Linked DNA regions of Homo sapiens: region 1 is linked to region 2. Evidence: chromatin loops called from intact Hi-C (ENCODE). Cell type or tissue: endothelial cell of umbilical vein. All regions are shown on one strand.

Region 1 (2,500 bases), 440 kb before region 2:
AGGCTTCTGAAGAGGTGGTCAGGCTATTTCATAAAATGTTTTGAGCAAGAAAAACAGTCCTAAAACATCCAGGATTGTTCTAGATTTGGACTAGAGTGAAGAAAAAGCAAATCAATTGTTCTTTGATAATTTGATTTGTATTTATTGGACTTCTACTTTCATGTGTGTCCAAACAGGCTCAAGCTCTGCAGTGATAAGACTGACAGTGAATACTTCAATGATGTCTTTAAGAAAAACAATAATAAAACAGGGGAAAAAAGAAAGAACAAAACCATCTAGAAAGTGTCAACATTTTACTGTCTGCAGGGTTCGTCACAACAGTGCCAAATGACAAACTTACCACATTTAGTTGGATGAATTTTGCCCTGCAGAAGGATATCACCTTTTTTTTTTATAGGCAAACAGTTTATTTATTCATCCTCCTTCTCTTCCTCCCCATCTTCTTCATCTTCTTCTTCCATCTTTTCCCAGGCAACTTTAGCAGGACCTTTTGTGCCGTCCAACTTTCCTTTCGACTTATAGTCAGCAACATCCTTCTCATACTTCTTCAGCTTTGCCACCTTAGTGACATAAGGCTGCTTTTCACTGTCATTTAAGTTATTCCACATCTCACCCAGCTTTTTTGCCACGTCTCCAATAGAGATGCCAGGGTTTGTGGATTTGATCTTGGGGCAGAATTCTGAACAGAACAGGAAGAATCCAGACAGTGGCCTTTTGGGGGCATTAGGATCGTTCTTGCCTCCCTTAGCTGGTCCATAATCCTTCATTTCTCTATCACAGTGCACTTTATCCGCCTTTGCCATTTAATCGAATTTAGACTCTCTCTCTCTTTTTTTTTTTCTGAGATGGAGTTTTGCTCTTATTGCCCAGGCTGGAGTGCAGTGGCACGATCTCAGCTCACCGCAACCTCTGCCTCCTGGGTTCAAGCCATTCTCCTGCCTCAGCCTCCCCAGTAGCTGGGATTACAGGCGCCCACCAACACGCCCGGCTAGTTTTTTGTATTTTTAGTAGAGACGAGGTTTCACCATGTTGGCCAGGCTGGTCTCAAACTCCTTACCTCAGGTGATCCACCCAACTCACCCTCCCAAAGTGCTGAGATTACAGGCGTAAGCCGCCGTGCCCAGCCTAGACTTCTCTTTCCCAGACATTGTCTTCCACCTCTCAGAGCACTTTTTGGAAAATTCTGCAAAATTGACAGGGACCTCTGGATTTTTCTTATGCTCTTCTCTGCACGTCTGCACAAAGAAGGCAAAAGCAGACATCTTGCCCCTTAGTTTCCTGGGGTCACTTCTAGCCATCCTGACTGTATTGTTCACTAGTCTTGAAGGATATCACTTTTAAGTGGACACCATTCACATGACATTATAATTTGCAAATTTATTATGATAATTTACCAGTAGATGGCAGTAAAATGCCTTGTTATTTCAGAATCTGTTCGTTGTAACAATTTTCAGATATATGGAAATAAAATGCCTTGAGGAGGGGGTCACTTGTGCTTTGCATAAAGACATGCTATGGCGAGGCGCAGTGGCTCATGCCTGTAATCCCAGCACTTTCGGAGGTGGAGGTAGGTGGATTGTGTCAGCCCAGGAATTAGGGACCAGCCAGGGCAACATGGCAAAACCCCGTCTCTACAAAAAAATACAGAAATTAGCCAATCGTGGTGGTGCATCATGCCTGTAGTCCCAGCTCCATGGGAAGCTGAGATGGGAGGATCACTTGAGCCTGGGAAGCAGAGGTTGCAGTGAGCTGAGACTGCACCACTGCACTCCAGCCTGGATGACAGAGTGAGACTCTATCTCAAAAAAAAAAAAAAAAAAGCGGTGGTGGGGTGGGGGCTTACTATGGGCAAGCCATGGCTTGCTCTTCAGGAAAAAAATCATTGAAAAAATAGAAGAAATAGACTAATAATTACACAATTTTAAAAAGTGGAAGAATATCAAGTGACCATACATACACAAAAAGGTGGGGGTGGGGGAGAAAAAAAAAACTGTTTTCAAAAATATTCTGAAATTTTAAAGCTTTTTATTAGAGTATAATATAAAGACATAAAAGTACAGAAATCGTAAGTGTAAAGCCTGTTGAATTTCCACAAAGCCAACACACATGTCTAACAAACACCCAAATCAAGAAATAGAACATTCAGCCCCACAGAAGCCCCTTCCAGTCATTACCCACAGCCCCCAAGGTTAAACAGTATTTTAACTTCTAACTCCATAGATTAGTCTCACCAGGAGTTAAACTTACAGATTCATCTACATTGTTGCATGTAGTTGTAGCATGTTCATTTTCATTGCTGGGTAGCATTTCATTATTTATTTTTTATTTTTTTGAGACAGAGTCTTGCTCTGTCACCCAGGTTGGAGTGCAGTGGTGGGATCACAGGTCACTGCAGCCTTGACCTCCCAGGCTCAAGTAATCCTTCTGCCTCAGCCTCCCTAGTAGCTAGGACCACAGGTGCATGCCACTACACCATGCTAATTTTTGTATTTTTTGTAGA
Region 2 (2,500 bases):
ACTGGGGCAACAAGCCCTTCTCTGAAGGGGATCTGGGCAGGGTGGCTCCATCACACAGGATGGTGAAAGAGGCTGCCTCGCTCCCCTTGTGGAGTTCTCCCAGCACGCACTGAGCACTGCGCAGGAATCGGGCAGCGTGAGTCAGCCCCAGTCTGGCTTCTCACTGAGTGGCTCTAGGCAAGTCACCTGGCCTTTCTTAAGACTCCGTATATCTCAGATCAACTTAACAGAGACATGAAAGTCAAAATAAGGTCAAAAACCTGGATGTGAAAGTGCTTTGTAAAACACCTTTTAAAATACTAGCTTTTGTACCATCTTTTACAAATCATGCTTCTTCTTCTGCACTCATTCTACTTTGATCCAACTGAACCGTTCATAGGCAGGTCCGGGTTTTATCATCCCCATTTACACATAAGAAAACTGAGGCCTGGAGGCTGGGCGCAGTGGCTCACGCCTTGCAATCCCAACACTTTGGGAGGCCAAGGAGGGCGGATCATAAGGTCAGGAGATCAAGACCATCCTGGCTAACATGGTGAAACCCCATCTCTACTAAAAATATAAAAAATTAGCCGGGTGTGGTGGCGGGCGCCTGTAGTCCCAGCTACTCAGGAGGCTGAGGCAGGAGAATAGCATGAACCTGGGAGGCGGAGCTTGCAGTGAGCCGAGATTGCGCCACTGCACTCCAGCCTGGGTGACAGAGCGAGACTCCATCTAAAAAAAAAAAAAAAGAAAGAAAACTGAGGCCTGGAGGCTACAGGCCTTGCCTAGACTGCTTGTGTACCAGCCCAAGACTGAGGCACCAGTTACAAGAGGCGTTTTTACTGGACTCGGACTATTTAGCTGCCATTTACTCAACATGGACTGTGTGCCCCGTACTGGTCTGGGCATTTTGCCTAGAATCTCTCATCTGATTCTCCATTATTACCTGCACTTGCAGGTGAGGCCTAGGTCATGCAGCTATAAATGGAGGAATGTGAATTCATGCCCAGGTCTCGAGGGAATTCCCATGACTTGGCTTCCATGATCCTGGCCCTGCTGGATGGAGCCAGCCTCATGGAGGGCGCTCGGCCCAGGCTCAGTGACCACCCCAGCCTCCCACTGTCCCGAGGACCAGTCTGGCTGATGTCAGTGACGCTCCACTGCCCCCATGTGGCCACTCCAGGCCCCAACATCATCCTTTCCGGCTCCCTCACACCTCCTTTTCCACACCAGGCCTGTCTGCTGTTTGTCTCATTGTCCACCCAGCAGCAAGAGTCAGCAGGAGGCTGAATTGAAGACAGTTACAGGAGCATCCTGTCTTCCTCCCAGGGCTTTAAAAGTCAGAAGCAGCTAATGGACAGTCTCGGTGGAGGGCTGGGCTGTTGGGACCTAAGCCCCACAGCTGCAATCACTGGGTTCGGAGGCAGGGCCTGACACACCTCTCTCCCCCTCTCCCGCTTCCTCCCAGGATCGCTGGTTCTGGCGTCTGCGCAATAACCGAGTGCAGGAGGGCTACCCCATGCAGATCGAGCAGTTCTGGAAGGGCCTGCCTGCCCGCATCGACGCAGCCTATGAAAGGGCCGATGGGAGATTTGTCTTCTTCAAAGGTAATGTAGACTGTGCTGTGGGACAGTTCCCTGCCCAAGGTCTTGGGACCTCCTTTTTCCCATCTAAACTGGAAGAGGCGGGGTGGGAGGCAGATGTCCTCAGAGGGCCCCTCTAGTCTAACGGAGACACTGACCTCTGACAAATCAAGTCAGAAAGTGAGACTGAGAATCTGTATGTGCCGAGATTGGTGGGGTGACCAGCTTCGTCCACATGAAGTAGAGTGTGGGACAAGCAATTGAAGACCACCCAGTACCTCATGGGAGGCCATCGGGTCAGTTCTGTAAGAACCCAGAGGGAAGAGGTCACTCAAGCTGGGGAGGTCGGGGGAGGGTGTGGGAGGGAGCTAAGGTGCCCACCCTGTACCCAGCACTGTGCTAGGTTGTTTCATGACAGTTATCTTGACTCGGGCCAGACCTCAGATGGGTGAGATACAGATAGTGAGAAGCAAGGAAGGCATTCCAGAGGGACAACGGCTGAATAAAGGAGCAGGGCTGGGATGTGTACGGACGGCCACAGGGCTTAGAAGGCCCACCTGATGGCCACGGAGGCCCCGCCTTGGAAAGCTGTGAGAAATGGCCCAGAAAGGTCATTTGGAGGCAAATCCTGAAGAGCCCTGGCTGCCAGGCCAGAATGTGGTCTTGATCCATTAGGCCAAGGCTGGAAATTCATGGAATGTTTCCGAGCAGCAGAGAGCCAGAGGGCAGGAGGTGACAGACATGGCAGGGGCAGGGCAGCCATTTCTGAGGTGGTTCTGGAGCGCGCCACTCATGAGGCCCAAATGAGGGAGGAGCCGTGCAGCTGAAGGGCAGGGGACAGCTGCCAGGAGAGTCAGAGGGCCTCAGAAGTGGCTGAATACTCGGCCAGGCGCAGTGGCTCACGCCCGAAATCCCAGCACTTTGGGAGGCCAAGGCTG

The links. Hi-C counts contacts between places; a loop is a spot of excess contacts. Peaks named below come from ENCODE experiments on the same cell type or tissue, not always from the same donor. Only the 100,000 strongest peaks of a DNase experiment are listed, where the experiment ranks them.
Region 1: it touches region 2 in a loop (21-fold over the local background); 35 of 110 quality-filtered maps call a loop at or near these places.

Annotation. Positions count from the first base shown.
Region 1 is chr20:34,833,165-34,835,664 of GRCh38, forward strand. It overlaps the pseudogene HMGB3P1. Among named protein-coding and RNA genes, the nearest start is that of NCOA6, 8.8 kb to the left of the region's middle. In endothelial cell of umbilical vein, no CTCF peak of the experiment used is centred here; a DNase peak (open chromatin) is centred at 1,397; H3K27me3 peaks cover 720 bases.
Region 2 is chr20:35,268,313-35,270,812 of GRCh38, forward strand. All of the region lies in intron 2 of MMP24-AS1-EDEM2 (MMP24-AS1-EDEM2 readthrough), which reads right to left. It overlaps MMP24 (matrix metallopeptidase 24), which reads left to right. Exons shown (of 9, transcript NM_006690.4): 7 at 1,448-1,586. Among named protein-coding and RNA genes, the nearest start is that of MMP24-AS1-EDEM2, 8.6 kb to the right of the region's middle. In endothelial cell of umbilical vein, a CTCF peak has its summit at 1,157 (motif pointing left); a DNase peak (open chromatin) is centred at 1,139.